Linked DNA regions of Homo sapiens: regions 1 and 2 are each linked to region 3. A link is an interaction called in ENCODE POLR2A ChIA-PET data of the cell type or tissue named here. Cell type or tissue: MCF 10A. All regions are shown on one strand.

What was found. Peaks named below come from ENCODE experiments on the same cell type or tissue, not always from the same donor. Only the 100,000 strongest peaks of a DNase experiment are listed, where the experiment ranks them.
Region 1: POLR2A ChIA-PET joins it to region 3 with 5 read pairs; 3 of 35 experiments call an interaction of 5 or more read pairs at or near these places.
Region 2: POLR2A ChIA-PET joins it to region 3 with 5 read pairs; 1 of 35 experiments calls an interaction of 5 or more read pairs at or near these places.

What each region holds. Positions count from the first base shown.
Region 1 is chr1:48,090,306-48,098,305 of GRCh38, reverse strand. LINC02794 (long intergenic non-protein coding RNA 2794) reads right to left here. Exons shown (of 15, transcript XR_007066073.1): 6 at 6,173-6,686; 7 at 5,067-5,207; 8 at 3,900-4,262; 9 at 1,070-1,202. Among named protein-coding and RNA genes, the nearest start is that of LINC02794, 45 kb to the right of the region's middle. RefSeq lists an enhancer at 4,601-5,800. In MCF 10A, a CTCF peak has its summit at 4,442 (motif pointing left); a DNase peak (open chromatin) is centred at 4,415.
Region 2 is chr1:47,759,388-47,767,387 of GRCh38, reverse strand. TRABD2B (TraB domain containing 2B) reads left to right here. Exons shown (of 7, transcript NM_001194986.2): 7 at 1,282-6,860. The coding sequence ends at 1,486. Among named protein-coding and RNA genes, the nearest start is that of LINC01738, 75 kb to the right of the region's middle. In MCF 10A, no CTCF peak of the experiment used is centred here; a DNase peak (open chromatin) is centred at 3,387.
Region 3 is chr1:48,016,780-48,024,779 of GRCh38, reverse strand. No RefSeq gene overlaps it. Among named protein-coding and RNA genes, the nearest start is that of TRABD2B, 23 kb to the right of the region's middle. RefSeq lists an enhancer at 1-107. In MCF 10A, no CTCF peak of the experiment used is centred here; DNase peaks (open chromatin) are centred at 4,899 and 5,799.

The DNA of each region.
Region 1 (8,000 bases), 74 kb before region 3:
TCCTTTCCTTGCCTCCTCCAGCTTCTGGAAGCAGCACCAGGTGTTCCTTGGCTTGTGGCAGCATAATTCCAATCTCTGCCTTCACTTCCCATGGCTGTCCTCCCTCTATTCCTATGTCTGTGTCCAAATTTCCCTCTTTTTATACAGATTTCAGTCATACTGGATTAAGAGCCCACCTTACTCCAGCATGACCTCATCTTACTAATTACATTTCAACAACTCCATTCCCAAATAAGCTCACATTCTGGGGTATGAGGAGTTAGGGCTTGAATGTACATTTCTGGAGGACACAATTCAATCCATAGCACAGGTTGCAGAGGCCACTTACAGGAGTGTGAAGTTTAGGAGCAGAGGGAAGACACTCTAAGAGCTGTAAGTGATGGAGGGGCTCCATTTGTTTGTTTTATTTTATATAAGACTTCTCTGGGTCCAATTTGGAGGACTCATAGGTGAGCATGACTCAAAATAGGAAGACCAGTTGGGTAAAAAGTTGTTACAAAAATGCTGGTGAATCTTGATTGTACCCAGAGATTGACAGTGGCAGAAAAGGTGGGTTGGAGAAAAAGGAATCTGTGACAGGGCTGTTTAGATTTCCAGGATTCTGGGGTTTAAAGAACCTCATTATTACTGGGGTGGTGGAACAGTAAAGAAAAGTGGGGGAGTCAAGGACCACTTCCAGGTTTCTGAGCTCACTGAGGAGAAGCAGATTGGAGGGGAGAGGAGTTCAGTTCTGTACAAGTGACAGGTTATGCAATCAGTGACATTCGGGAAACAGTGGGATGTAAAGGTCTGAGATTCAGAGAAACACTTTCCTCTGGAGATACAGATTTAGAAGCCATCAAGAATTAGATGATTATTGAGGCAGGAAGATGGATGATGCTCCAGAAAGACCACATAGAGTGAGAAGAGAAGGTCCAGGACAGAAGCCTGCAGAACCAGTCATGAGAGAGGCTAAAGGAGAAGGGGGATCAAGGGTTTACACTGAGAAAGTGCAGGGTCTGACTTCCCAGCCTTCCAGCCCCAAACCAAAGTGACCTCCTGCCACCACGGTGCACACACCAGTACTTACGTGCACTACACCTTCTCCTGAATGCTGATTATCCACACACGCGCAGAATCCCCTGATCCCAAACTCTGCCAACTCCTTAAGTGTGTTGTGGACCATGTCATTATCTGCTCCCCTTGTGTTCCTCGCGGCCTCCCTAAAAAGGATTTAGCACAAAGCAAGTGCTTATCACTAAATATATGAATAAATGTGATTAATTAAACCACCGTCAAAGATGTATTTAATACTTACAGTAGGTAAGGCAAGGTTCTCTAACAGAAACCAAGTATAGGGCACAAGATAAAACAGGTGCTCACTAAATGTTGTTGAAAGGAAAGGAGGAAGGGGAAGACACCAGTTAGCATCAGAACTACTCAGAATAATGATAGTAAGAGGCTCCACCGGAGAGGCCCCAGGACTGCGTGATTGTGATACGGAAGAAAGGGCAGAAGGTTGGACATCGGGACACCTACATGCCAATTCTCCTCTCACAGTAACTCCCTGTGTAAATCATTCAGCTTTCTGGACCCAGTTTGCTCGAGTATAAAGTTAGGGGTTTCGGTTATAGATTTTCTGAGAACCTTTGCCTCTGCAAAGCTAGAGTCCAAATTAAAAGTGTTGAAAGACAGAGTACAGAGGAAAACTAAGCTCTGGTTTTTTTTTTCGACAGTTACACACAGAAATGCTGAACATTTTCTCAAGTAATCCTCACCCCTGTCTCACAGAGAAGAAATGGAGGCTCAGAGACGTTTTGATATGCCCAAGGACCGTGAGAAGACTGGAGCATGGGGCTGGGGATGCACCAGGGCTGGGAGACAGGGGCGAGCATCCCCACAGTCATGGATGGCAGGGAGGCCGCGCTGCAGAGCTATTAAAACATGGCCTCTGACTTGGCGATGCGGGCTCTTTTTTGGTTCCATATGAACTTTAAAGTAGTTTTTTCCAATTCTGTGAAGAAAGTCATTGGTAGCTTGATGGGGATAGCATTGAATCTATGAATTACCTTGGGCAGTATGGCCATTTTCATGATATTGATTCTTCCTACCCATGAGCATGCAATGTTCTTCCATTTGTTTGTATCCTCTTTTATTTCATTGAGCAGTGGTTTGTAGTTCTCCTTGAAGAGGTCCTTCACATCCCTTGTAAGTTGGATTCCTAGGTATTTGATTCTCTTTGAAGCAATTGTGAATGGGAGTTCACTCATAATTTGCAAGTCAATCCTAAGCCAAAAGAACAAAGCTGGAGGCATCACACTACCTGACTTCAAACTATACTACAAGGCTACAGTAACCAAAACAGCATGGTACCGGTACTAAAACAGAGATGTAGATCAATGGAACAGAACAGAGCCCTCAGAAATAACGCTGCATATCTACAACTATCTGATCTTTGACAAACCTGACAAAAACAAGAAATGGGGAAAGGATTCCCTATTTAATAAATGGTGCTGGGAAAACTAGCTAGCCATATGTAGAAAGCTGAAACTGGATCCCTTCCTTACACCTTATACAAAAATTAATTCAAGATGGATTAAAGACTTAAACGTTAGACCTAAAACCATAAAAACCCTAGAAGAAAACCTAAGCATTACCATTCAGGACATAGGCATGGGCAAGGACTTCATGTCTAAAACACAAAAAGCAATGGCAACAAAAGCCAAAATTGACCAATGGGATCTAATTAAACTAAAGAGCTTCTGCACAGCAAAAGAAACTACCATCAGAGTGAACAGGCAACCTTCAAAACGGGAGAAAATTTTCGCAACCTACTCATCTGATAAAGGGCTAATATCCAGAATCTACAATGAACTCAAACAAATTTACAAGAAAAAACAACAACCCCATTAAAAAGTGGGCGAAGGACATGAACAGACACTTCTCAAAAGAAGACATTTATGCAGCCAAAAAACACAAGAAAAAATGCTCACCATCACTGGCCATCAGAGAAATGCAAATCAAAACCACAATGAGATACCATCTCACACCAGTTAGAATGGCAATCATTAAAAAGTCAGGAAACAACAGGTGCTGGAAAGGATGTGAAGAAATAGGAACACTTTTACACTGTTGGTGGGACTGTAAACTAGTTCAACCATTGTGGAAGTCGGTGTGGCGATTCCTCAGGGATCTAGAACTAGAAATACCATTTGACCCAGCCATCCCATTACTGGGTATATACCCAAAGGACTATAAATCATGCTGCTGTAAAGACACATGCACACATATGTTTATTGCGGCACTATTCACAATAGCAAAGACTTGGAACCAACCCAAATGTCCAACAATGATAGACTGGATTAAGAAAATGTGGCACATATACACCATGGAATACTATGCAGCCATAAAAAATGATGAGTTCATGTCCTTTGTAGGGACGTGGATGAAATTGGAAATCATCATTCTCAGTAAACTATGGCAAGGACAAAAAACCAAACACCGCATGTTCTCACTTATAGGTGGGAATTGAACAATGAGAACACATGGACACAGGAAGGGGAACATCATACTCTGGGGACTGTTGTGGGGTGGGGGGAAGGGGAGGGATAGCATTAGGAGCTATACCTAATGCTAAATGACAAGTTAATGGGTGCAGCACACCAGCATGGCACATGTATACATATGTAACTAACCTGCATATTGTGCACATGTACCCTAAAACTTAAAGTGTAATAATAATAAAATAAAAATAAATAAATAAATAAATAAACATGGCCTCTGGACAAAGGCCACCCGGTGTGAACCCTAATTCAGGCAAAAACGTGTTTCACACAGTTTTGAATTATTTGAGGCTTGGAGTTGTTCCAACAGCAGTTAAAGGTACTGACTCAGGGAGGAGGGTCCTTCCCGTGGCTTACCAAAAGTATTTTCAGATCCTTGGGCTAGCGGGGAAGTGACAGTATTATAACCACGGAAAGCCGTGGTCAGCAGTGCTGCGGAGGAGGGAGGAGACCTGCACTGTAGCTCAGGCTGTCCGTGGCACGTTCCCTCTGGCCTCAGGCTCCTCGTCGCTAATGCTTCATCAGTGAGCCCCAAGATCCTTTTCAACTCTGACACTCTGTGAAACCTCACCCTGAATTCTAGGAGCCCAGGTTGTTGATTTGTGTTGCACAGTTAAACGCTTCATGCTTGCGTGAGGCTGCCGTTCTCTGGAACACTCTGAAGCAGCGGCTTCCAAACGCAGGTCCCTGCACCAAGCTGAATCATAATTACCTGTAGGGCTTTATAAAAACACATATGCCAGGCCGCCACACCAAACCCACGGCGTCAAAATCTCAGGGGCGGAGCCTGGGGATTTGTATTATTAGAAATCTCCCAGGTGAGCCCGGTGCTCAGATCCACCCGTAGAACCAGTTGTGCAGCTGCCGCACCTGCGTTTCCGATGCAGCACCTGCCACCTGGTGCACATAGAAGGTACTGCAGGGATCCTGCAGGTCCAGGCAGCTCACTGCAAAGGGTGGAAGAGGACTCTGGGGTTTCTCATCTGGGTAACCAGCTGTCAGATACAGCTGGGCTTAAATCCTCACACTGACACCTCCAGCAATGTAACCACAGGTGCACTTAGAAAAATTGGGTGGAAATCCAGTGTCAAATGTGGGTTCTCTCTTGGAATAGCAAAAAAAAAAAAAAAAAAAAAAAAAAAAGTCCCATTCTTTCTCTTATGAATGGGAAAAGTGTTTTCTGCTATGCAAAGATCTAATTTCTTGGGGTGGTGATGGGGATAGAGTAATGAAGGAGGGGCAGCGAAAATGTGGAGGAGAAAATAAACTCATATGTTTGGGTTCATTTGGACTTTTTCTTTCAGTGGTGAAGAGAACTTAACTAGTAATAAAGGACAGATAATAAACACGGTTAATCCTCGGATAGAGCAGACCGTGTGCCAGACACTGATTAACAGCTTCATCTGTAATCACACTTCATTTCCAGCGCCAGCCCAGTGAAGTAGGCACTATCATGATGCCCATAAAAACATATAAGGAAACTAAAGTACAAAGAGGTTAAGTGATTTATTTGATGCCTCTCACCTGGATGTAGTTCCGTGCGTTCTGATCCAACATTTCATCTGTGTAAAACAAATATTTTCACGTAGTGTTCCCCTTCCTCATCCACCTCCATTCAGCATTCAAACTGCCCTTGCTTCATCAGGAGATGGACTGACAACACAGCTCAGAGAAATGGAAAACACTCAACATCAGCAAAAATGTTTGGAAAAACATCAAGGATAAGAGCAAAGTGATTAAGGAGAATGACACTTCCTGTGAACTGGAGAGATACATGTGAAATTTCTGTAATCTATATTTAGACAAGTTGGTTGTGCCTCGGTTTCTGTCATCTGCCAAAAGGGGGAAAAACTAGTGCCCATCCTATAGGTTGTGAAGAGCAAATGACATAGTGTGTATACAGCAGTCAGCACAGTACCCCTTTCAATGTTTAGCAGCTGTTGTTAGCAGATCAGATGTAACCAGTTTATTGAGAAGCCTCAATCCATTGCGGTATAGGTATAAACAGTTCAACTTGTTTACTCTAGCCACAACTGTTAACCATGATTTGTCCTATCTGTCAGTATCATTTTCTAATGATATTTTCAGGTAGATCCCATTGCTTTCCCATCGATATCAGTTACCAAAAGTCCCGTCTGGTCTAGTTCACAACTCCCATCTCATATCCAGTTTCAATAGCACTTCCTCGTCTCGCTTCAATGTTTGCCAGACTTGTACCTCAAGTTACGAGAGTGGGAAGGGGACATGGAGAAACCCTGTCACTACAAAAAAAATACAAAATTAGCTGGGCATGGTGGTGCATGTCTGTAGTCCCAACTACTTGGGAGACTGAGGCACAAGAATCACTTGAACCTGGGAGGCGGAGTTTGCAGTGAGCCGAGATCACGCCACTGCACTCCAGCACCTGGGCAACAGAGTGAGACTGTCAAAAAAAAGAAAAAAGAAAAAAAAAACACCAAGGGTGGTAAAAGGTTGTGGTCTTGTCTTCTAATTTTCTCCTTTCTTTTCTGGGTCTAGTGCCTTTCATGTTGAGGGAAGAAGGGAAAATAAGAGGAATAACAGAGATCGCTCTAAATAAGTGGCTGTTTGTCATTGGTGGAAAAAGGCTCCTGATCTTACACTGGCTTTACCTGCTTCCCTCTGTTGCTGGCGGCCTCTGACAATATGTTGGTCTCCTATTAGATGATGTGGTGTATGGAGTTATATGGTTTTGGACGCAGATGTTCATCTTTATGCCAGCCCCCTCCATCTCTGATGACCCCACAGAGGGGTAGCTGTGTCTCCCTTCATCCTATTAGCAGTCTGTGGCTCCCAGCTTCCTCTTTGGCCAGATGTCACCTTATCTGGTCCACATCAATCAGAACTCCCACCTTATCCTCCAACTTCTGTTCTCTCCTTAAAATGGAGCCCTGATGAACATGGAGGTCTTCTACACTCCCCAAGGGCTGAAGGGAAGTTGGTGAGGTAGACAAAGAGCACAACATTTTCTTCTTTTGTGGAAAACTTCACTACAGCACCTGCTGTCCCTTCAGAAGTGTGTTGCTCCACCATGCTTCCAGACATCAGAAATCTATGGTAAGAATTGGATGCCAGGAGATTTGCACTTTTGCCCACAATTAAGTTACCAGGATTGAATTTACCCTCCTGCATTCAAAATAAAAAAGATAAAATGTCAGAAACGCCATTTTCAAGACACTAGACCTAAGACAACAAAGGATAGTTACTCCCTAAGAGACAAGAAACAAACTAGGTAAGCCCTATGACTGCCCCAGCTTGCTGCCTTCAGAGACTATGCAGGCTACGGGACAGAGAAGAAAGTCTGAGAGGAGCCCAGTAGGATCCTTGAACTGAGGTAATAAGGCTGCGAGTTAGGGAAACCAAGTGGACTAGAGTTCATGGATGGACAAAGTAATAAAAGGAAAGAGATGTGCAGAGAAAGAGCCCTGACTATCTGCAGAGCATCCCCCTCTGATATTCAACAGAGTCCTGATTAGCACATGCATGTGAAGTAACACTTCAGGATGGAGGAAAAATAATTTGAAAAGATTAAAGAACATTGTCTGATGCTCACACGGGGCTGGGAATATTGCATATTCCCCCCTCTGACAGCTGAATGAAATCATACTTTATGAGCATTGGGTAGAGTACCCCAGAAAATCTTGCTTAGTAGTGGGGCATAATTAGCCCTAGACTGCTCAGATATGCCAAATAAATCATAAAAGCAAGACCCAAGAAGATCAAACAATTTCCAGGCAACTTAACACATCCCAGAACAAAGCTCAAGAAGATTTATAAGAATCAAAAAGATCCACCACCCAATAAGGTAAAAGTGACCATTTCTGGCATCTAATCAAAGATAACCAAGCATGCAAAGAAGCAAGAAAACACAAAGAGAATAACCAAGCAATCAAAACCATCCAAGAACTGAAACAGATTTAAAATTGTCAAGCTAAGATGTCAAAATAATTATTATAATTGTTCTCTATATGTTCAAAAGTTAAGTAGAGGCATGGATGATTTCAAAAATACTCAAATAGAACCTAGAGATGAAAACTACAATGTTTTAGATGAAAAATACTCTGAGTAGGATTAAGGATATATTAAACATGGCAGAAGGATGGCTAACTTGAAGACATAGCAATTAAAAATAATGGCAAAATAAACAGCAGAAGAAAAAATAATAAAATTCAGTGCAGAAATCAATGGAATAGAAAATAGTACAACAGTAGGGGGAAAAATCAATGAAACCAAGAGATGATTTTTTTAAGATCAATGGAATTGACCAACCTCCAGCCAAGTTGATCAGGGAAAATATGAAAAAAGACACAAATTACAAAATTAGGAATGAGACAGGTGCCATTACCACACATTCCCTTATATTAAAAAAAGGAGAATATTATGAGCAACTTTATACCTATAAATTTGACAACTCAACAAACCAATTCTTTAAATAACACA
Region 2 (8,000 bases), 260 kb after region 3:
TGCCTTTCAGGCTGACTGTGGCCTCCCTGCTTCCGGGAGGCCCTCATGGCCTTCCCTTCATCTACCTGCTGCCCCCCGGTGCTCCCCTCTGGGTGACGGGGCTTGTGGGCTCCTCTGTCTGCATCTGCATCTCTGTCTGCCTCCTGCCTGCTCAGGGTTCCTCGAGGATAGGCATGGCCATTACTTCAGGGCCCAGCCTGTTTCTCTATCCCAGAGCCTGTCCCTCTCGTCCACAGGTCTCCTGTCAGCCTCCTGACCTCTCTGCTAGGCCTCTGTAGTTGTGCACTCCCTCCTCAGTCCCTGTGTTAGCCTCTGTCTCTCTCTGCCTGTCCATTTCCTATGTCTCTTTCCTGGACCTGAGCCAGTAACCTGGCCCTGAGTACCCCCTGCCCCCGCCTCCAGCTTCCCAAGGCCACCGTGTGCTGGGCTCAGGTCAGCTTCCAGTTGGCTCCTGCCCTGACTCTCCTTCCATCTCTCTCTGTCACGTGGGCTTTCTTGAGCCAAGAATCTCACCTGTTATTTCCAAAACTAGATTCTGTTTTTGTAAATTCGTGAAAGACTGCACCTCTCACTAAACATATCCTGCAACTGTGCAAAGTAAGGCAGACCCAGGGCTCCTGCTTCATGGCGTCCCACTCCCACTTTCCTCTGGGACCTGACCACCAGGTAGCCTCCCCGCCAGCCACCACACAGCCTCTCTGAGCCTCAGTTTTCTCATTCATGGAAAGGGAGCAATGAGACCCATTTTGAAGGCTTGTTATGAGGATCAGAAATATTGCTTGGAAAGTGCTGAGCTCATGATGGATGCTCAACAAGCGGTAGTTATGATAATGGCAGGGAACGCGGTGGGGTTGCTTGTCTTGTTTTCTGCGTGTTTTGGCGGTCTGCAAGGGGAGAGCAGCCAGCAGGCAGGGCACCTGTGTACGTCGATGACTGACCACCCCATGGTACCCCAGATCTATCTCCCCAAAACACTATTCTTTCTGCCTGGGACCCATTCTCTCGAGTGGTGACATCTGAGTGGCTGAGATGTGACAACCTGTGGCTGCCAGGGCCTGGCCCATCCCCCAGAGCCCGGCAAAGGGGGTCCGTGTGGACTCTGGAGCTCAGCCAGGCTGGTTGTGTGGCTCTGGGCTGCCCGGTTTGCCTGCTCAAGCTCCTTGTTCCCTTCTCCATTGTATTAGGCAAAATAGACCTGAAAAAATCAGATCTGAGCCCCAAGGCTTCTGCCCAGGACGAGGCTGCCGATGGTGACTCTGCCATGTGCTTCCTCCTTTCCAGCACCACCGCCTCACCACCCCCGCTGCCCCTGCAGCCCACCCACAGCTCGGGGACCGCCAAGCCCCCCTTCCAGCTTTCAGACCAGCTACAACAGCAGGACCCGCCAGGGCCCGCCAGCAGCTCGGCACCCACCCTGGGCCTTCTCCCCGCCATCGCCACCACCATCGCTGTCTGCTTCCTGCTGCATAGCCTTGGGCCCTCCTGACCTCGGCCACCCCAAGTGGAGAAGCCAGAGAAATGACACAGGGGTCTTCGGCCACACCCAACTGCTCCTGCCACCACCTCCAGGGGGTGCCCAACACGTCGAGGGCAGTCCACATGGGATTGGCTAGACACTCTAGAGCTTTACTGTACCCAAGTTACATCTTCTTTTTTGTAGAAGGATCTTAATTTCCCATAGTGCTATGGGGCTCTTTTGTAAAATACGTGTCCATATTAAAAAAGAAAAATGTATTTATTCTACCGATAAAACTATTCTTATGTGGCCTGTGTTATAACCCCCTAGCCCTAGTGCTGGCCCGGGAGGGGAACCCGGGACATCAGTGACCTCCTGTGGACTGTGGCTCTGGACTGGCTTGCTCTTGGATCACCGAAGCCTCCTGGGTCTGGGTTTGGCTTCTCCGACTGTGGGGCCCTCAGCAGGAGGGGCAGGCAGGCAGGCTTAGCCTTTGTGAAGCTGGATTTGGGAGCCAGAGGTGTGAACGTTGGCCATCCTCCCCTCTGCTGGATGCACCCGCGGCCTGGGAAGATAATTTAGGAAAGAGAATGCTGCTATTGTGAAACCCCTGAGTGTCTATCTGGCCCTCCAGAGCTCTTGGTAAGTGTTTTCAACCAAAGCGCTGGGGTGGGGTGGGAGGTGGGATACTGGTGCTGAGGAAAGCAGTCCCCACCCCACAGAACAAATGAATAAACTGAGATCCAGAGAGAACCAGGTGGGTAGCCCAAGGTCACACGGCAAGTGGGAGAGTGAGGACATAAATCCAGACCTCTCTGTTCTGGTGTCATGAATCCAGCTTGGGTTAAAGGAGAGGCTGTTGAAGTCCTGGCTAAATGGATTGAGCTGGGCCGAGGGACTGGAGTGGGCACAGGAGGGCAGTTTTAGAGACAGGGGCTTAGGCCTCACATGATGTTAATAGTAATGAGAGCTGCCATTTTTCCAAAGCCTGCAGCGTGGCAAGCACTTTGCACACTTGCTTCACTGATTCTTGCGCTAGTTCTGTGAGATGTGACTATCCCCATTTCACAGATGAGGAAACTGAGCCCCCCAAAGAGGCGAAGGGACTTGCTGAAGATCCCCCAGCCAGGATGTGGCCCCAGATCAGTGTGATGCAAAACAATTCCTGCCTCCTGTTCCCTGTTCTGCCACGTTCTCTCTGCAAGGGAGCAGATCTCACCCAAACTGGGGCCAGCACAAGCTTTCACTCCACCAAGAAACCTTTTGGCCGGCTGCTTATGTTGACCCCTCTGGCCAAAGGGCTCTGGCAACTGCATGTGCCATGTGTCGCATGTCCTGACTTGCCAGATCTTGGAGCCCACGAGAAGCTTTCCTGCCAAATCAAAGGCTGAGAGGTGGGCACAGCTGTGGGGCACCTGGGGAGGCACAGCAGCCAAGTGGGGAGGCAGGTGACAGGGACTCCGAGAGACTTTAGCCCCTCGGCTCCTCAAGGTGGTGGTTGAGGAGACAGAGGACCCAGGTGGGCTAACTCCCACCTGGGAGGCCTGAAACCCTATGGGGCAGGTGCCTCAGTAATTACAGAGTCCTGGAACCTGACAGCAGAAAGGACCCTTCACTTGATGGATAATAGTAACAGTAGGAGGAATAATAAGGCCCACAGAGAGGAGACACTTCTCCAAGGCTGCACAGCCGGGTGGGCCTGCTGACTCCCAGCCCAGTGCACCCCAACTTTATAGCTTCGTGGGTTTCCCTGGCAGGCTTGATGGCAGCTAATTGGCCCCAGTGCCATCTTGCCCAGCTTGGCAGCTATCTCCCTTCTGAGACGGCAAGTTCTGGGCAGCTCATGGGATGGTCAGGAGTCCCACGGGCATCTTGGCAGGCAGCTGAATTCTTTACAGCTCAGCCCTGATGGACGTGTTTGAGCTTGAGACCTGGCAGGAGACTGGAGCTCTGCCTTAGAGGGCCCAGCCAGCCCTGTGGGCACCATGCTCTAAACTGAACTTGACCTCAATCCAGGCTGGAGTTGGTTTATCCTTGGCAAAAATGTGACTTCCTATTTCTGAGCGGGAAGGGGCTTAGCTGACTTATAAAGCAGGCTCAGAAGTTGGACATCAAACGGATCGTGCAGTGCACTATTTGGATGAGATAAGTGTAAAGGAATTAGAAGCACACAGGCCAGATTCCTCTCTGTTTGGGGCAGAGTATGGCGTGAGACGTATTGAGATGGAGCTTGAGGTTAATTAAAGATGAAGCATTTGGGTAAACAGTCCAGGCACCTGACCGTGTGCCCAGATCTGTGCCAGGCACTGAGCCAAGAAGGTAAATTAATGCAGCTTGTAATTACTGAGCACATGCAATGCCAGGCTCTGTATTAGAGCTGAATCTAACCACTCTCCTTGGCCCAGAGGAACTCATTATCAAGATGGGACAAGCAGTGCAATGCTAGATTACGTCGTCCTGGCCCCTAACTTCAGGAAGATTCAGCCTTAGTCTTTCCCAGATCCCTCCTCTGGGCATATTAGGGGATCCTAAACTCTCCCTTACCCTAATTCAAGTGTTTAAAGAAAGATGGCTAGACTAACCGATGGAGTAGACATGTACCTACAGGAGAGCAAGAGCCAATGTGGTCAGACATCTGTTGCCAAAGTTCACTGATCTCTGAGGACCACCAGCTGGCCAGGGTCTGAAATGAACTCAACTTGCTGACTTATGACCCAAAAGACTTGAGGCACATATGCAGGAATCTGCATGTCTGGGGCACTTGAATTCTCTCATCCTGGGCCAGAGAACCACCATTCCATAAGCAGCAACCCACACCTTTGACACGATCTATCCACCACTAACTGACATTTCTTCCAGAAACGTTCTTTGTGCCCAGCCTCATAAAATGCTCCTGTTGCTCTGAGAAATTTGTGTGCACTTCTTAGACTTTTCTGTTTGACTGTGAGGCAGGCAGGAAAGATGAAAGGTCTGAGACCCAGCAGGTAAAGTGATCTGCTTAAGGTCGGGCAGCATGTTATTGTGGCCCTGGGTCCTCTACCTCTCACGAAAGCTGACTGTGTGATGAAGGGCTCTCTGGGGCATGTTGGAATGGCCATGTCCCCAGGTCTTCCTCCAGTGGTGGGTCTGATGCACCAGCAGCCAGATGAAGACAGGGAGAGCCCTGTCATCCACAGTGGAGGGAGAAGAATCAGGCTGCCAGGGAGCTGCAAAGGGCTGCTGAGGATGCCTCCAGTCCTGAGAGTCAAAGATCTGGGATCTAGGAAGCATGGAACCTTGTGCTGGTTATGAACAAATTTGTCCTTGCATTGAAAGACCCTAAGCATATTTTCTTCATGCTAAATAATGTGTTATCTACAACTTCCTGGCCTCGGCTAGACCTGGACAAGCCTAGGTGCTCAGGCCCCTTGTCCCACTTGCCTAATCTCCAGCCCAGGGCCATTGTCACAGTGGATCCCAAAGAGGAGGGAAAGTCCTTCTACCAAAAGGAAAGTCTATTGAAAATGCTGTGAAGGACAAGAGAAGTTCTCCAGGGAATTGCAGCTTTGATGGCATCCTGTGTGGCAGACAGCAGAATTGGGGCTGGTGATAGTTTTTCAGTGACTGTGAGATAAGAACCAGAGTCCTCAGCCTCACCCTGAAGTGTCCGCTAGACCCTTCGTGACCCAACCCTGCTGACCAGCCACGTCTCTCATGTCTCTTACCCTGTGCCTGGCCAGCGTGATGTGCAGTCATCTCTAGAATAGACAGGATGTTTCACACATGCTGCTCCCTACCCCTGGAAACTCCCTTCTCTCCCCTGTAACTGCTCATCCATTGAGGATCAACACAGATAGCACTTCCTCCAGGAAGCCCCCTCCCATTCCTTTGTGCTTTCTTAGCATCTATCACAATACCCACTGCCCAGTGTTGTGACTATCTAGTGTGTATCTGCTCCTCTCGGACTGTGAGCAGCTTAATGGCAGGGGTCATGTAAATTTGTTTTTGTACCCTCATCTGACACAAAGGTGGTGCTCAACAGATGTGTAGAGAGAGAAAGGAAGGGAAGGAAGCTGAAGGAAGGGGAGGAAGAAAGGAATGAAGGCAGAAAAGAAGGAGAGAGGCAGACCTTAGTTCCACCAGTGGCATAATTTCCACCAAGCCAAAGCTGTCTGGGGATGGCCCGGAGCCCCCAAGGGTGGCAGGTTTCCCATCGGGAGAGGTGTTTGAGCAGGGGCAGTGTGCCCACTGGCTGAAGAAGTGGTAGGAGAGTTGACATCTTGCCAAGGGCCTGGTGTAGATGACATTGAGGGTCCCTCCTGGCTCTGCAATGATCAAGTTCTATGAACATTGTTATTTTTCCAGAAATTCATCTGAGCAGCCAAAAAAAATCACCCCGCTGGCTGTCTAAACCAGTAAGGTTCAGGAATAAGTCCAGCCTCCCCACTCCACCCACAACCACCACCACCCCTCACAGCGCCCCCTTCAATGACCCAGCTGGGCTTGACTGCTGCCTTTGGGTGGGGGAACTTCTGAAAGGTGGAGGAGGAGTGAACTGGAACCCAGGCCTGCAGCCCAGCCCAGAGCTCCTTCCCGCTCTGCCCCACTCCCTGACCCCAGGGGAGGAAAGGGTTCACGAGAACTGATTGACCCCCTACTTGGCTCTTTCCAGGGAGCATCGGCTATCCTCACCCTTTCTCCAAGTGGGAGCTGGGCTCTTCCTTTCCGGAGATACTCTGGATACTCCTTCACTTTGCTGGATGACCTTGGGCAAGTTCCTGTCCCTCTCTGAGCCTTCACTTCCTCATCTGTCAAATGAAGACCTTGATTCCTGCCTGGGCAGTTCTAGGGCTGGAGGGCAGGGGTGACATGGACAATCTTGGGCCTCCATGGAGATGAGGTGCTTGGCTTTCTTCCCAGGACCCACAGGCTGCCATGGGATTGAAAGCATGTGGAGGTGGGAAAGGTGACAGAGTAGCATGCCTCCAAGGCCCCCTTCATCCCAGTCCTGCTGTGGGGAAAGTGGGCTTTGAACGGGATCCAAGTCTAAGATGTTTCCGGTGAGCTGCCAGGGACAAAGGGCTCTCAGACATCTTGGGTCCCCAGTGGCTGGGGTGGGCAGGGGCTGATTCAGCCAAAGGAGGCTCTAGCCCAGAACAGAGGAAGCCAGAGCCCCTGCCCCATTCTTGAGCCTCACAGAGCTTGTCCCCGAGTTGATTCACTGTGCAACACAGGCTTCAGATTCATGTATTTGAAAGGTATTCATGATGTTGTTCTCTTATCACCTCTGCCCCTCACCTCTGTGAATTATCATGAAGAGTCCTTTAAGAGTATAAATAGAAGACAAAGAAAGATGCTATTAATGTTATTTTGCCAAAAATATTTTTGTAGCATAATATATTAATAAAAGATATTATGAATTCAATGGCTTAGTGTTTCTGTGTGACAGCTCCTCTCTTCCTGCCAGGGAACGTTCAGGAAAATTGCCTTTGCTGTGAGGGCCAAGGCCTGCAGTGAAGCAGAGGAGTTGGAATGAGCCCGGTTTTCATGCACAGAATCGGGCAGACTTTGGGAGGATGGTTTCAGCAGGAACCCAATGGCTTGAGAGGCCTCATGCCAAATGAGGTCCAGATACCCTCTCCCCAGCCAGATTGAGCTGCCCAACGATGTGGAGAAGGAGCTGCTCGGGGACTTTAAACACAGCTCAAATCTGGGGCTCAGGCTTGCAGTCTCCCTTTTTTTTTGCCTTTCTCACTCACCAAGACCTACTGATTCTTCCCGATCAGCTCTTCCTACACACTCCCTCATCCCCATTGCTCCACCCTGGTCCAGACCTTTTACCTGAGCCCCTGCCACCTAGCCAGGCCCCTCCAGTCCACTCTTCCTTCGGCAGCCAGAGAGCGCTGTCAACCAACAAAAATGACCACATATCTCCCCTGCTTTGAAAATTCTTCAGTGTCTCCTCGAGGTTGACAAAGGTTACACAAGGCCCTCTAAGATCTGGTCCCTGCCCATGCCTCCTACAAGAAAGCCGCGCCTTGCCAAGTCTTCCCCCAGCATTCCACACTCCAGAGTTACTGCCAGCCTCAGTGTTTTCTAACTCCATCCCCCGCTTCACCACCCGCCACCTCTGCACTTGCTGTTTCCACAGCACTGCCAGTCTTTCCTCTTTATGCCTCACCCATTGCTCTGTTGAACTCCTACACATCCTGCACAACCCAGCTCCAGTGGTATCTGTTGCACAGAGACTTCCCCAACTCCCCAAGCCATGCCTCCCCTCTGATCCTACAGCTCGCTGTTCCTCGGAGCACTTAAGGTTGTGCTGAGATGATCTGTAGTGCCCACTCTGCCCCTTGGCTTCCTCGTGCCAGGGCCACGGGTTGCCTCTCTGTGAAGTCAGCCTCAGCACAGTCGTTTATGTATGCCATATAGACACTATATATAGTGGGGACTTGTGGAAGAATGATGGAGTAAACAAAGAGGAAAGAAAGAAGGGAAGACTTCAAATACAACATGTCATATCTGTTCTATCACAGCACAACATACCGTCCAGTGTCAGCTGACT
Region 3 (8,000 bases):
GTTCTGGCTTCAAAAGTCATATCCATTGCAGACTTGAGGTCCTCCAACTACTACCATTAATTTATCAGTCACCTTTCCTCGAGTCTTCACTAAATGCCAGATACAGGGCATTATCTCATATAATGTTGCCAATAATCCTACAGAAATTGCACAAGGCATAGGTACATTAGTTAATTGTCTTGTCCAGACATATGTATCTGACAATGGACTAAACCCAGCTGCAGCTGATTCAAAATCCCTTGTCCTTAACCATGAATATAGCCAAGACACCCTGATCCTTGAACTTTCTTGAGGCCTGGGTCATTCCAAGCTTCAAATGCTAACTCCACCCAGCCATCTACCTGGTGAGGGCTCTTTTCTTATCCACCCCCACCCTACCTCTACCTTGCTTCAGGGGAGATGACTGAGGACAGAATCTTTCCTGAGACACATTGTGGTTGGGCGAAGGGGTCAAACTAGACCCTGGCTGTGTGGATATAAGTATAGAAATGATGCTTCTGAATCAGAAATCAGAACATGTGGTCTAAAAAATGGCCTATTCTTATTTAATTTCTTCTTCCAAAAAGTTTGATCAAAGTAATCAAATGTTAGGAAGTTTGAACACATAATACCTTTAGTGAAAAGAGTATTACATAATAAACACAAAAGTCAGACAATAATTGATATATCCATTCAACTAAAACCCTAATTTTTTAAATAAGAATTATCCAGGACACCCGGCAGGTGGTAAATGTGGCTCCCCTGGAGCCCATCATCATAGCTCCAAGTAGCTAAAGGCTTTCCCTTCTTCAAGGCCTAAGTCCTAGAAGCTGTCCCACTGCCCACTACTCTAACCCTCCTCCCCAGGAAAGTGGTTGCACCATCCCACCCCCAATTTCCTACCACTCTCTTTTTAATGACCTATTTCAGAGTTCAGTGTGTCTGCCCATCCTCCACCACCTCAAGGTCTGAGATTTTTAAAAAATTTAAAAATGGTCTGAGTCATCTCTGCCTCCCCAGGGCCCAGGCCCACAGAGCCCAGCAGGTGTCAGTGTGTTGGCTGAATGAACAAATGAATGACCATGCTGACTGAGAGGAACGTTTCTTGGCCTAGAATTCATCTCTGCGTACCCTGGGCTTTGTTTTTTTCTCACAGCCCTCCAGCACAGCTGGTGATTATGGGTCTCTGCGTCTGCCTCCTCAGAGGCGGTGGTCCAGGTCAAGGGCTAGGTCTAACTTGCCTCTTTATCCCCAGTGTCAACCCAGGGAACGGTGCCAAAGAGACCTACGGAAGGGCTTATTGAAAGAATGAATGATCAAAAGAACAAAGAACTTGCCTCAGAAATGTTCCATCCTTGGCAGAGAAAGCATTAACCTGTATGTGTGAACCTACCCCCATCCCCAGCAACCTAAATGAAATTAGAAGGGGGTCCCTGCTGATTGGTTATTCTAGGCCAGGCAGAGCACACCAGGCTGAGCCCAGAGGGTAGGGCTGGGGCATGGCCAAACTGGGAGCCCAGGCGGGGCAGAAGGGGCAGGGCCAAATGACCACTGTCACCAAGGACCCCTCCATGTGGATGGGGTTAGGACAGCTTCCCCAGCTCCAGGCTCTACTCAGCAGCTCCCTTTGGCTCCTAGAGCTCCTCAGTGGTCTGTGTCCTTGGCCCAGCCATGAAGGTCAACATAATAAAGAAGAAAAAAACACAGAGAAGTCCTGGCTCCTTCAAGGATGACGCTACCCTCCTCCCACCTCCCCTAACCCATGAAATGGGGCAATAATAATAATAATGCCACTTTCAGGGTGTAGTTGAAATATGGAGCTCAATTGGCCAACGGGATTGGGCTTTGCGAATTGTTATGTGGGACCTTTGGGTGGCAGCTTGCCCATAGTAGCTTCCATGAAGGCAGAAAGTGGTGTTGTACGTGGGGAGAAAAACAGATCAAATTATGCTGGGGGTGATGCAAAGTTCCCTTCCTGAGCATTTACCACATGCCAACCCCTGGGCTTGTAGACACACGACCGTGCATTACTTCATTAATTTTCATAGTCAATATTCAGAGTAGGGATTAATCCCATGGAAAAGATGGGGAAATTGAGGCCAGAGAGACTCAAAGAGGTAAAGACACGTGGCCCACATTGGTCTCAAATGTCAAGGCTGAGCCAGGCTCAGAACCCAGGACTTTCTGACCCCATACTCTCAAGTTGCCTCCCCCAAACCACAAACAGACATCCATTCTGGGTCAGTCTCAGCCATGCACTTGTTCTGTTTCCTTGTGCAAGTCGTTCCTGCTGTGTCTGTTGAAGTCTGACCCACTCCCTACCCCCAACTTCAAGGAGCTACTCTGTCCCAGTCTGCTCATTCACATGCCCATCTCTCTCCACGACCACCTCAAACTGCAGCTGCCATTTCTGTTAGAGCTAGAATCAGCATAGCAGCATGTATTTCTACTGGAAAGGATTGCATGAGCCTGTGCCCCTCCCTGATTGGGATCCCTGGGAAGACAGAGTCTGTATTCCATTCATCTCTATGCTCCTCTACACCACCAAGTCACCCGGCCCAGTACACAGCCTTGAGAAAAAGAAGGACACAGAGAAGATGCATCTATTAAAATGTCCCTTTTCCAGGCCTGTTTTTTCTCCAAACGGTGGATGAGTTCGATTAAATCAATGGTTACAGAAAGGCCAGGAGTAAGCCCTATCCAAACAGTCTGCTCCCATTACCTCTCTGACCTCATCTCCTGTGTTCCAGCAACACTGGCTTCCAGGACATCAGTCATCCCTGCCTCAGGACCTTTGTATCTGCTATTGTCTCCACCTGGAGTGATCTTTTCTCAGATCTACCCATGGCTACCTCCTTCACTCCTTCAGGTCTTCCTTTCCTGATCACACTATTTAAAGTTGTGTCACCCCCACCCCCCCAAGAATTCTCTGTCTCCTCCTCTTCTTTATTTCTCTCCATTGCATTTATCAGTATCTTACATTTTTAAAAAAGTGCTAAGTTGTTGGCTAGCTGCCTCAGAATTACCTGGGAGAGCTTGTTTAAAAATGCAGATTCCTGAACCCCACCAGACCAGCTAAATCAGGATCTCAGGAATGAAGACTGACTATTTGCATTTTATAAATGCTTTCTAGGTAATACTGATGCACAGACAGGATTGGGAACTGTAGAAAATCACTGGAACAAAGCCCCTCCCAGGTGGGACATCTTTGGATCAGCCAAGCCCCAGCTTCAGCTCTGGCCTTTGTTCCATCACCTGCACCCTGCGCCCCCCTAATGCTGTTCACGCAGCCTCCCTCATGCTACATGAAACTACTTGCTGTTCTCTGACCATAGTATCCTTTTAGACTTGTTCAACTTTTTTTTTTATATACTTTAAGTTCTAGGGTACATGTGCACCACGTGCAGGTTTGTTACATATGTATACCTGTGTCATGTTGGTGTGCTGCACCCATTAACTCGTCATTTACATTAGGTATATCTCCTAATGCTATCCCTCCCCCCTCCCCCGACCCCATGACAGGCCCCGGTGTGTGATGTTCCCCTTCCTGTGTCCAAGTGTTCTCATTGTTCAATTCCCACCTGTGAGTGAGAACATGTGGTGTTTGGTTTTTTGTCCTTGCGATAGTTTGCTGAGAATGGTGACTTCCAGCTTCATCCATGCCCCTACAAAGGACATAAACTTGTTCAACTTTTGCTCATGCCCTTTCCTCTGCTCTAACTGTCCTCTTCAGTATTCTCAACTTATTCTCCAAAGCACTGCTGAGATGCCACCTTCTCTGGGAAGCCTGCCTGTCTCCTTCACCCCACCTAAGTCAGAGTCCCTAATTTCTTCCTCCACTCAGAGAATCTGCACATTTCATTGGTACAGGATTTATCACACATTTTAGAATCAATTTTTCAAGTGCTTGTTCTTCTCAGTAGACCATGGCTCTGAATAAAACAATGATTGAGTCAGATTCATTGATATTCTCAGTGCCTAGAATAGTACTTGGAATGTAGCTAGTGCCTACTATGGTGAGTGCACGAGTGAATGTATTAATAAATGCATGGGTGCTTAAGTTGACGCATGCTTAGGAAAGCCAGAGTTGTAAGATTGATATCATTTGTCTTCAAACTGACCCAGCATTTTCCAGTTTCATCTGAGCACAGCTGACCATCACTGACAGCTCAAATTTTCCGTTAGGACAAAACAGACCCTCTCAAACTCCCCCCTACCCATCTGTCAACAAGTGACCCAGCTTAGTTTAGAAGCACTCCCCTCCTGGAGCTCTTTACTCTGTTTCAAGGTGAATCCAAGCTTTCTGCTACAAAAGTTCTAGATATCAAAGCTGCCCTTGGGGAGTTCTTTTGTTCATGGAAAGGACTTTCTCTAACCTCGCCCAAGTCAGGTGATTCTTAGCCCACTCCATCACAGAATATGAGACCTGCCCCAGTGGTGCTCCAAGCAGAAAGGAAAGACAACATTACCCACACACAAAAGTCACAGGACAGCCCTCTAGTTTGGCATGAACCACCAGAGATCACTGGGTGTAGCCTCCTCACTCTTCAGATGGACAGAGAGGGCCAGAGTGATTTGCACAATTACATAAGGTCACTGGGCCCTGGCGGAACTCAATCCTTCAGTGGGAGGCTCTTCCCCTTCCCCACCTCTTGCCCCTTCCAGAGAATGGCTGGACTTCCTCTTAATGAGAGACATGATTTATGTCGGCTGGGCCCAATTAGCGTCAAGCTCTCTTGGGCTGCCAAATGCCCCGCTGGCCAGCAGCTGAGGCCTGTCTGGCAGGACATATTTGGATGATGAAGCCATGCTACATGCTAAACTCAGCCCAGGAAACAGCAACTTGACTTGGATGCCCACCAAAGACTGCCAGGCTTGGCTCCTACCCTCAAGTTGGGCAACAAGGCTGTTTGGCAGGGGATGGAGCCGTGATTCTCTGGCAAGAGGGGTGAGGCTGGTCTAGGAGAGCACCACCCCAGGGCAGGATGCCCTCCTTGGGCTTGGCTGGGCCCGGCAAGTATAGGCAGTGACAGAACCCTGAGCTGTGAGCCAGGAGATCTGGACTCAGAGCCAGCTCCACTACTGACTCCTTATTGGGTGACCCTGAGCCCATTGTTTATCTTCCTCTTTATGTCTCAGCTTCTCATCTGTAAAGTGGGAAGGATTTCTCTGCCTGCCTCAGGAAACACTTAAGGGACATACATGGTACCAAAAAAGGGCTTACTCTTTTTAGACCTTGGTTTCCTTATCTATAAAATGGGACAAGCATGGCATTTCCCTCACAGAGCTGGTATAAGTTTAGGTGTATATTAACACATGATGCCTGGCATGGAATGAGAGCTAAATCAGCTTCGTATTATTAGTATTATGTTGGCTTAGCCATACTCTCACTAACTCTTAGTTTTCTGATATGCCTTCTTCATAAAGGTTGGTGTGAAAATCAAATTTGGAAACCGTGTCTGAGAAAGAAGCTTATGTAAGTTGGTACAACTAAGAATTAGTAAATTGGGGTTCTAAATTTAGATCTGTCTGACCCTCAAGCCTCAGTTTCATCTACAATAGCAATATCCACTTACCATCCACTGGTTTTCAGATCCTGCTTTCAGTGCTGAGCATGCAGCGTGGAGCTGGCCTGGAGAGCCTAGACATACCAAAACAGCCCCAGCCCCCACATTGCCACCCCAGATCTGCCCTGTTATGTTCATGGTAACACTTCTGAAAAGCCCAACTTCCAGGAGAACAGACTAAAACAGAAAGCAAGGAGGGACTGTCCTGAGCCCCCAGTGAGTCAAGTGCAGGCCCTGAAGAGAATAACCGCAAGCTCCAGTCTCTGTCCAGACCTGCCCCGGCTCTGTGCCCAGCCCTACGGAGCCGCACAGCCTCCTTCTTCCTCTGCCCTAAGTCTTCCCTGCTTTACAGGGTGGAGGCTTGAGCTGAGAGGAAGAGCACATGGATTTTAATCTCAATTCTAGTACTGACTTTCTTCAAGACTTTGGAGAAGCACTTTAAACTTTCTTGGCCTGAGACTATTGTGTGTTAAGTGGAAGTGCCACGCAAACTCATTAATGTGGGTGTGCTTCTCACCCGTTCCTCATAACAGGATTTTTTGCCCTTATAAACTTTGAGGCAGAGGGATGACTGACTCTTCTTAGCTTTGTGCTTCGTTCTGTTTCTTCAATATGTTAAAAAAAAAAAAAAGAAAAGAAAGAAAAAGCAAACAATCCCCCCTTATTAATGTCTCTGGGACACCCAGCTGGGGGATAAAGAATGCAAGGAAGATGGCCATGGAGCCCAGATAAATCTGTAGCTCTTCATTTCCACTTGGAGGAGTACAGACCCAGGCCCTCACCAAGCCCTGAGAACATGAGAGCCTGCAACTCCCAGAGAAATAAACACGCTTCAGAGTGAGAGGGGAGCCAATGGAAGTCAATCAGCTCAGAGAGACTTGAGAGATTTTTGGATGTTTAAGGCAGAGTATAATTCATTTTGGGGAGTTGTGGGCTGCTAGACCCAAAATCTGGACCCCAAATCTAATCTAGATAGAGAAATTAAAATCTGCCCATACATGCCTTAAGTTTTCACTCCAAACCTGCCACCATCCTCAGCCACCTTCTTTCCTCCTGAGGAGCTAGGACCCAGTCTCTTGATTGTTTTTATTCCACCATCAACACCCTCCACCCTAGGACTGAACACGTGGGGTGCTCAGTAGACATTCTATCTGCAATCCTCAGCCCTTACTGATCAGGGGCCCCTGTAGACTGTAAGATGTTAGATCGCCAGGAGCCAGCCCTGTTCTCAGTACGTGGAAGGTGTTTACTTCAGCTGAGCTCACACATATTGCAGCCCATGGGTTCCAGGAAGGATGGTCAGTTCAGATGTGATTCATCCCAGCCACAGAGCCTCTGGGTGTGACCTTAGATAAGTGAATATGTGGTGGAATGTATGAACATCCAGAATTAGGGTCAAGAGACACCCTGATTCAATCAACTTAGGAAGGAATACATGTCTGTTTATTAATCAGCAGATGGTATCTTTCTGACCTCCCAACTGCTGGGCGTGGGGAACCCAGAGAAACTGGGACAGAAGAGATATATGAGAATGGAATGAACATTAGTTTACAAAAAAGTTAGTCACAGAATGGGGAAAAAAGGTCAAAGACAGAAAGCAAATTTAACCCTTGGTACTATCATAAAGAATAACAGTAGGATTTCCTAATTCTGCAGAAATTTCTTACTTTCCCAGAATCCAGTTTCACCCTCACCACAACCTCATCAAGTAAGTCTCATTATGGCCATTTTATAAATGGGGAAATGGAGGCAACTACCAATAAGGTTGCTCGCTCTAACATCTTAGAAACAAACTCATTAAAAATAAGTGCTATACTTTTGAAATCACAGAAGGTCATCAATTTGACGAGCTTTTTTTTTCTCCAGAGTAAGAGTGATGTAAAAAGGATTCTAAAAGATTGATTATGGTCATTAATTAAGCTTCCAAAGTGCCTTCATAGGAGATGTAAAACTTTTTTCCCTGTAATGCTGATCCTGTGGCAAGTTTCCTCTGAAGGACCCTCCTCCCTTCTTACTTTACTTTAAATGGCTCAGCTCCTCAGGGTCTATTCTTAGTCCTACTCTTCTTCTGTATACATTCTTTCTAAGTTCTCTCATTCACATCAGGACTTCAAGTGGTATCCCTGAATTGTACACTTCTAGCATGGAAGCCTCCTAAGATCCACACCTGCACGTTCTACGGTGGTGGGCACTTTAACAGCTGAGTATCCCCATAGCACTTAAAACAAGACAGAGCAGTTTCCCTTCCCCAGGTACTACTGTTCTTTCTTTCACACTCAATCATGGAAGAAGAAAGTCAGGGCAGGAGGGAGGGAGGAAGATGGATGCTGCTAAAGAGCCCTAAAAGACGGACTAGTCCAACCCTTCATTCTAAAGATGAACAAACTGGCCAGACAGAATCAGATTTGGGGCTGGAAATCCTGTCTCCTGACATCTGGCCTGGATCTTTGTAAG